Linked DNA regions of Homo sapiens: all the other regions are linked to region 3. Evidence: chromatin contacts called from ENCODE Hi-C or POLR2A ChIA-PET data. All regions are on one chromosome and are shown on one strand. Each heading gives the region's core, a stretch centred on a gene start or an enhancer-like site at or near the end of the contact. The rest is flanking DNA. Distances are from core to core; before and after follow the strand shown.

What was found. A loop is a pair of places that touch in the nucleus more often than their neighbours do. ChIA-PET counts read pairs that join two places held with the same protein, here RNA polymerase II (POLR2A). Pooled maps may share reads with other maps.
Region 1: a pooled map shows a loop between it and region 3 (2.6-fold over the local background). The contact joins the enhancer-like site here to the promoter of IFNG-AS1 in region 3. A Hi-C loop is called at or near these places in 3 of 37 single-sample maps with no recorded cell type and 3 of 50 pooled maps. POLR2A ChIA-PET finds 5 or more read pairs at or near these places in 4 of 52 experiments (GM10248, OCI-LY7, T-cell and 1 more).
Region 2: a loop to region 3 is called in a pooled map, with 2.9 times the contacts of the local background. The contact joins the enhancer-like site here to the promoter of IFNG-AS1 in region 3. A Hi-C loop is called at or near these places in 1 of 37 single-sample maps with no recorded cell type and 3 of 50 pooled maps. POLR2A ChIA-PET finds 5 or more read pairs at or near these places in 5 of 52 experiments (B cell, GM12878, HEK293 and 2 more).

Annotation. Positions count from the first base shown.
Region 1 is chr12:67,942,223-67,944,937 of GRCh38, forward strand. The region is part of intron 2 of LINC01479 (long intergenic non-protein coding RNA 1479); the gene reads left to right. Among named protein-coding and RNA genes, the nearest start is that of LINC01479, 14 kb to the left of the region's middle. Within about 2 kb of position 1,254, at least 2 of the 41 ENCODE cell types and tissues checked have a DNase peak (open chromatin) inside an H3K27ac peak, as active enhancers do.
Region 2 is chr12:68,041,081-68,043,780 of GRCh38, forward strand. No RefSeq gene overlaps it. Among named protein-coding and RNA genes, the nearest start is that of IFNG-AS1, 53 kb to the left of the region's middle. RefSeq lists an enhancer at 1,127-1,376. Within about 2 kb of position 1,396, at least 4 of the 41 ENCODE cell types and tissues checked have a DNase peak (open chromatin) inside an H3K27ac peak, as active enhancers do; they include B cell and GM12878, where a contact is called at or near this core.
Region 3 is chr12:67,988,186-67,990,885 of GRCh38, forward strand. IFNG-AS1 (IFNG regulatory antisense RNA 1) reads left to right here and starts at 1,262. Exons shown (of 4, transcript NR_104125.3): 1 at 1,262-1,394.

The DNA of each region.
Region 1 (2,715 bases), core at 4-2,503, 46 kb before region 3:
TTATAGGTTTCCTAAAGTGATTTACCACTTATTTTAGAAAATTATGGACACACACAGAAGATTTAGATGAAATTACTGTAACATTTTAAATATTTGTTTGAATTTGGAAGTACATTAAACTCTTTAAGAAAAGATGTTTCCTAATCTCCAGTTATTTCTCTCAGGAAAGAAAAACACAGTAATTTGCCTAAAAGCTTACCCTTAATTTAGGTGTTGATTTAGCGTCTCCTCTAAATACAATCCCCCTTCTCTGCTGTGTAACTGTTTTTAAAAGGATTGGCAATGGATGAATAAACAACTCCTTTAACAAACATTTGAAGACCCCATCCAAACACATACACACACACAACATAAAATCTCTTTCCACATCAATTTAGTGAGCCCTTAATTTTGCTTTCTAAGCACACAATATTATAAACCACAAAACACACACAACCAGTTTAACTCCTGCTGAAATGACATGAGAAGATTCTACTGAAATGCTTAGGGAAACTGGTAATTGTGTGCTGAATTTACTATAGGCTACACCACTAGAAGAGCTATAAGTAGCAACAGTAGCAAATGTTGAGCAGTCACTTTCCTCAACTTGTCCCTGTCCTTAGGGAGCTCACAGTATGTGGCGAAGACAGATACATGAACCATTAATTACCATGTAAGGCAAAAAAAATGGCACATGGAAGAAGATGCAGCTGTGTTCTGGGAACAAGGCAAAAAGAACTGCCTGCGGTCACGTTTGACAGACTAGAAAACATTTGATCTGCCTTGAAGGATGCATAGGAGTAGGAGTTCACTCAAAGATATTCCACTAAGAATAGGCATTATGTTCATCCAGCTTGCTTTTCAGGTAGTTCAGGTTAAAACAGGCTCTAAAAAAAGTTTAACAAGAAAATATATGAACTGAGGAAGGATTAGATGCAAACAGCCCAGCCAGTACATTTAGACCACATAAAATCCAGTTATGCTCATGAAAATGCAGGCAGCAGGATGTCCAATTTAATAGGAGAGGAAGAAAAGGAAGGGCACATAAAATAGAAAGGATTTATTCATTTTCCCCAATAAAGGCTAAGCACTTTCGTAGGTTCTTTTTAATTCATGAACTTTCCAATTCATATTCCAGGTACTAATCCTGCTGTTCTAAAATAGCTGTTGTGGATAACGGGATTTTATGTAGGCCACATGTCCTTAATTTTTATTTCTGCCTCACTCAGCTCAATGTCTACTCAAATTTGTTGGTCATAAACCAGGTATTTAATTAGATTACTTAGCGACACCTAGTGACCGAGATCGGAACCAAGTGCTATTTTAATACAGTGGAGTGTGTGCCTCTGTTATTGTCATGCTTTAGCCCAAGACAGCCCTCATTATTCCAAGTTCTCTTTTCAACCCATTTCATCCCAATGATACTAAAGCAAACCCATGCCCAGTTTGGCCTGAAAAACAACTAATTAGAGAGAGGAAGTGAGAAAGAGAAGAACAAGGGAGAGAGGGAAGGAGGTGATTGAGGGAATAGGTTGGAATCACAGAAGAGACAAGATCAGCAATGAAGGCTTCTATTTTTATGTATTTATTTGGCTGTGTTCATATCAAGAAATGGAAAGAAAGGTAAGACCACCTTGAAGCAGAGAAGGAATGAGAACCAGGGGCAGTCCAAACAAAGGCTCAATTCATATTTTGTTTCTCTCTTTTCCACTTGTATTTGAAAGGGCAGAATAAACATGTTTTGATGATTTTGAAATCCAAGATAGATCCAAATTTAAATGTTTTTAAACAAAAGATAGTTCTCATTGTCATAAATTATAAAATGCCTTTCTCACTTTGCAATTCCTGTTCTTTCATCCCTGTCTATGCATCTTTTTATATCAATTTGTTTTTCCCACTAAATGGATCTATTCGGATGGAGTCATTACTGAGTTGGCATTGCTCTAAAAATAAGCTGATGATTTGCTATCTGCAGTACGTGCTGTCAAAAAAAAAATCAACCAAAGTAACAAAGCAAAATAAACATAGTAATTAACACGTTAAATTAAAAATCAAAATATAACAAAAATACTAGAAGACAATGTGAGTCACGTGACAATTTTAAATGAGTTGAAGGTGCTGATTCTAGGCAAATTCCAACCAAGGGTTCAGAGGGAATCACAAAAGAAAGTGCTGTTATACATTTTTGAGAAAATACAGAGAACATGAACAATGCTAAAGGACTGAATTCTAAAACAGATTTTTAAGAATGCAGACAAGTGAGCCCTCAACTGTAAACATGACGCTGGCACAGCCAATTAAGCAGCGGTCTTTCCCTGCTGTGGTCCAGCCCCTTTGCCAACAGTGGGGTTCACACCCTACAAGTTGAGACCCTTGCAGGCTCCGGGTCCACTGAAACTAACTGAAACATAAGGAGTGACTTGCTCCTTGGAGTTGGAATCCACAGATGATGTTATACAGACTAGCCCTGATTCTGAGGCCAGAGGTCCCAGTGGGCTCCACTGCTCCAGGGTGCAGACATGGCACTGGACCATCATTCTCCCTATTTTTCTCCCCTACCCAGTTAGCCATTATGTTTTATTGTATTTGTACAGACATTTATATAGATTTCTACCATCCCATTGCATTGTAATAATATATTGTCATGTCTGTTTTTCTTCTGTTAAACTATGACTTTCATGGGTGGAGTCACGCTGTGTAGTCTTTGACTACTAGCCCAGCCTATTTAATTGTTAA
Region 2 (2,700 bases), core at 146-2,645, 53 kb after region 3:
GAAAAGACATGTATCACTTCTGCCATATTTTAATAGTTAAAAGTCTAACAAAAGCCCTCTTAGTTCCAAGGGGATAGGACACAGACTCCAACTCTTGATGAGGGAGTAGCAAGTTTCTGGAAAACTATATTAACAGGAAATACTGTAGTCATTTCCATAAAATACAATCGGTCACAAAGTGCTTTCCTAGAAGTTCATACTGGATTCTTTCTGCCTCATTTTCACATACAAAGCATCAGCAAATCCTGACAGACTGGGCTGCAAAATACATCCCAAACCTGATCTGATCTCACCATCTCCACTGCTCCCACCCTCGTCCAACCCAACATGTTTCTCTACCTGGATCACAGCAAAGTCTACTGAGAGGTTCCTCATCTCCAATTTAAAACCCCATAATCTACTATTTATAGGGCAGCCAGTGAGAACTTTGAAAAAATGTAAGTCTAAGCCTATCATCACTGCTCATCTTAGAACTATCCAATGGCTTTCAATTATGCTTAGAATAAAAGCTAAACTCCTAATGGTGGCCCACAAGAACCTCCATATTTTGGCCCTATTTATCTGTCTCATTTCATCTTCAGGCTTCTTTCCACCACACTCTGACCTTCTTCCTCTCACTTTAGCTCCTGGGTATGTTTTCAACTCAGGCACCTCTGATCCCAAATCTCTTCATATTACACTGTTCCATGATTCAAATCTGCTTGAACCTTCCCAGACCACTCAATATAAATGAGCATCAGTCCCATCACCGTCTATTCCTTAACCCTCCTTTATTTTCCTTAATGTACTTATCACTGTCTGAACTTACACTGTGTATGCATTTGAGTCCTTGTTCATAGTCTGCGTCTCCCTCTAGAATATTAACACTTTATGGGCAGGGCTTTGTTTACTGCTTTATTAACAGTGCTTAGGTCCACTCAATAGTTAAGTTGAATATTGAATAAAGAATAAAAGAAGAAACAAAACAAACAGTATAGCCTTTCAAATCAGTGGTGGTGTAAACGAAGATCTATTATCACTGTCATGAAAACATGTTTGTGTTCTTTACTAGATCTGGGCTATCCTTTCTTAGTGTCCTGTGGTTTCATGGACTAGTTTAGGAATGGTTGGTTGTTTCTAATGTGTAGCACTTAAGAAACTTTCAGCTTGAGCCTAAGTGTTTCCAGTGCTGAGGTTCAGTCATGTCTGGGCATGTTTGGTGAGGTGGTGGTGACAGGCCTCAAATAATTCAATTCTAATGAAATATTTGGCTTTAAGTGGATGAGGAGGAAAGGTACTGTGGCTTTGGCGTGGGTGTAGTTGGGGGTAGGTATAGAGGAGAGGAAGAGAACCCGAGGACAGCGATGTTCAAGTGAACATGTTATCACTCGTCTGGGCTTCTCAACACAATTGAACACACTTCCTATATTTGGAGAATTCCCCACCTCCTCTGCAGCCAGTACACTGGTCTGTGACACAGACCCAGACAATCACGTGCACCTCAGCAAGTTTTCTAATCACAAGCATGTATTGCAAAGAAACAAGTGCCACCTAGAGCCCACTCTGGTGAGAATGGCAGCTGGTGAATTCAGTTACTAGAGGGAGGGATGGCTAAGGTCACACCACGAGCTAGTACCAGCAGGAGTCTGTGCCTGGTGGAGTCAGCAGTTATTCCCACCTGGTCTGTTCTTTACTGTGACTCTGAGAATTGGTGCTGGCTGGGAAGCCTCCCAGCCTGCTTTCCGGCCTCCTGGGAAATCTTATATTCTTTAATAAATTCCTTTTCTGCTACTACTAGATTTTAATTGGTGACAACTGAGAACTCTGACAGAAAAAGATGGGGTGTTTAATTCCAGTCTACTTCACTGATTAGGCCTGACACCTAGGGAGAAAAGATGTAGAAGCCAAAATGTCAGGAATTATTTTAATAAGCAATTTTGTAAGACTTGGAGTTTGAACAGCGGTACTTTGCTCCCCAGGCAACAAAGTTCTGCATCAAGCTGGAAAATGAACACTTGCCCACTTTTCCCTGAAATACAGCAGGGTCCTGGCTCCATGGAAGCTCTGGTGAAATCGTCTTCAAACATCTTTTAGAAGGCTGAATACTTTTCCATTGAGATACACAGGACCCTTTATAAAACAGATGAAAATGGACTGCTTTGGTCAACGTGACACTTGGAGCCCCTAAAGCCAGGATGGCCTCATAAACCCCTCAGTGGTGAGGCTCAGTGGCAGTGCCTGGCTGCAGGCTCCCCAAGTCTGTGACACCCAGCAGGAGAGGGACAATCTCCTGAGACGACACCTGAGAGATGCATGCCAGGAAGGTAGCAGGTGCCATATGAGCAGATTTATCTCTGAGCATATGCCCTGATGGCTCCAAAAAGGCTGGTGGGGAGGCAACTTTGCAAGGACTTTGGGCTTTGTTTCAGGAATGAAGACAATTAACCACAGGATTTGAATATTCTGTAATTAATGTATTTTCTAACATAATCTAGTGAAGCCTGGGGAATTTTTAGTTGCATACCTCTTTACTCAACTATGTCTTAGCAGTGGTACATTATGCATATTCAAGTCATTGAAGTTGCCTAAACTTTAGTAAACTTGCTTATTCATTCTGTTGCTCATTAATTTCTCCCAGCCTTGTGGGAGAGCAACTAAAGTTAATCATCACTACCTCTCCACCTGGCTCTCCAAGGGTTGTCAGTGCCTATCCCCCACCCT
Region 3 (2,700 bases), core at 12-2,511:
TTGCTTGGGTAAGTATGAGAATTATTTCCATTCACATGAAAAAAAGGTGGTCTTGGAGAAATGCTAAATGACTTGCCCAAGTTCACATAGCTAGTAAGTGGCAGAGCTAAACTTTAGACCCAGGTTTCTTTCTCCCCAGCCCCTCTGCATTTTCTCCAGCGTAGTCTACCAACAAATCAGCACTGTTTACTTGGAGATTTTCAAACTGGCTGCAACGTGACCTGTTGAGGCCACACACATATAAAAGAGGGAGGGAGCTGTATTCTTTACTCTGTGCCAGATTTTGCTCAGATATGAAAATAAAGCTACTGAAAACTGTAGAACAGAAGCTGTTGACACTTTTTCCTCAAAGACTGGTAATAGGTCTTCAAGAATCCAGACACATGTTGCAGTCCAGTTTATCTACAGCCAAGAGTGTATTTACAGGATAGCAATTAGCTGTGGTCTCTCCAGTCAAGGAACAGGATTAACCTAATTAGCCACTAATGTCACCAAATGCATGACCTGAAAAGGCAGGCAGGGGCTGCCCAAGCTGGAATAGCCAGCCACCAACAGTAGTTTAGAGTACCTCATACAGAGGAGGAGACTTATTTCAGTAGCATTTCAATTAAACACATCACTAAATCATACAGACACATGCAAATATAAAAATGCAAATTTGAAATACAACACTTTCTTGTAGGTGATTTTGGGACTGAAACAGGGGACTGAAACTTCACACAACCACTGTTTTGTCTCCGGTGGATTCCTAGGGAGTATCTCAGTGCCTTGCACTCAATACTGTTTACTGAGTAAAGGAATCAATGAGTACAAACATGATCTTATGAAAGCAAAATCACTTATAAAGCTACATACATCTCTAATTCTCATTTGGTTTTAACTTCCCCATTGCAATTAAAAGTCTACCTTCATTTCCACGCATATCAACCAATATCCCCCAAAAAGAAAGTTGCATGAAAAAAGTTGCATGAAAAAAACAGAAAAGTTGCATTAAAAAAACAGAATTCCCACCGTGTCCCAGATTTTCCAAATAATCCTGCCATTCGGAAGCCTGTTCATAGCCCCAAAGTACTGAAAGGCCTTGCAAAATGCTCATAGGTGGAACAGCAGGAAGCATCTAGAGCCATCTCAGAGGGAGCCTTCTGCTTCCAGAAATAAATTCACACATTCACAGGTGCTTCCTGTTTTTTCAAACACCTTGCCCACCTTCTGCACACCAAGCGTGGATTCTGCAAAACGTGAGCCCAACAGGAAGCTGCCTGCAATTTCAGGTAGCTTTTCTGACTCTTAAAGAGATCTCAAGTATACCTTCAGAGAAATGCCAGCAAAAACTGTAGTCATTTGGGAAGGAATAAGCCTGGAAGAAAAAGATACAACGAACTAGCACAACGAGGGTGAGAACATTTTTCATGAAAATGCTGTTTGTAAATTACATTTTTAAACAAATAAATGTGTTTTCTTTAGGTTTTTAGCTCCTGTGGGTGGAATTAGGAGAACCAACTGTAAGTGGGTGGTGTTTGTCATATCTCTGCTGTGAGGGAGGAAGAAGAAGGAGGAAGGCTGGGGTGGAGAGGAGGAAGGAGACCCGCATGGCTGGAATGTCTCCACTGAGCTCAGGGGGATGAATTCCTCTGAGACTTCTTCTATTTCAGGAAGCTCACAAACCCTTCCTGAGATCTCAGAATAACCTTGAAATGAACATGTAGAACATTGATTAAGTTGTGAGAGTGTTCACAGTAAGCTTTGATTGAACTATTCTAGGGAATTTCTTCTTAACATGGTCACAGGTGGATGAGTTGGGAAGAAAATGCCATGGGCGCCGTACTCAGTTTTAAAATGAATTCAGAGAAGTTGTTCAAGGTGGTGAGTGCCATGTCACATATCATAGGTCTTGGATAATTTAGGGTGATTTTTTAATTGTAATTAAAACTACTAATTGCATAATTACTGCTAACACTACTGGTTCAGTTCCAAGTATGTATTCTTACATTTGCTTTTGTTTTGTTCTGTATTTTCCCAGCCATATTGCCAAATTAAGTTAAATCACGTAAATAATTTTGCTTATTAAATTGACTTCTTAATGTTCTTTTTTTCTGAAATGAAACTAAAAACAATATCTACAAAGTCAAGCTTATTCAACTTAACTGGTAAAAGGGCTGCATGGGAGAATGTTTCTCAGCTGAAATTCAAAGAAATGTCTTTAACCTACAATGGTCAGAACTGGTCCATATAAATCCTCTCTGAGCTCACCTTTGGCAGTGAATTAAGGGAACAAAGTTAAGAGCGATTAGCTTTGTTTTGCTTGTAGTAACAAAAATAGAAACATCTGAACATCTTATATGACCAATAGAAGCTTTCTAATCCTTTTTTAAAGGAAACTTTATACACCTAAGGGTTTGAAATACATTAATACTTTTTTTTTTTTTGAGATGGAGTCTCGCACTGTCGACCGGGCTGGAGTGCAGTGGCGCGATCTCAGCTCACTGCAACCTCCGCCTCCTGACTTCAAGTGATTCTCCTGCCTCAGCCTCCCAATGGCTGGGATTACAGGTGCCTGTCACCATGCCCAGCTAATTTTTTGTATTTTTAGTAGAGATGGGGTTTCCCTATGTTGGCCAAGCTGGTCTCAAACTCCTGACCTCGTGATCCGCCCGCCTCGGCCTCTCAAAGTGCTGGGATTACAGGCATGAGCCACCGCTA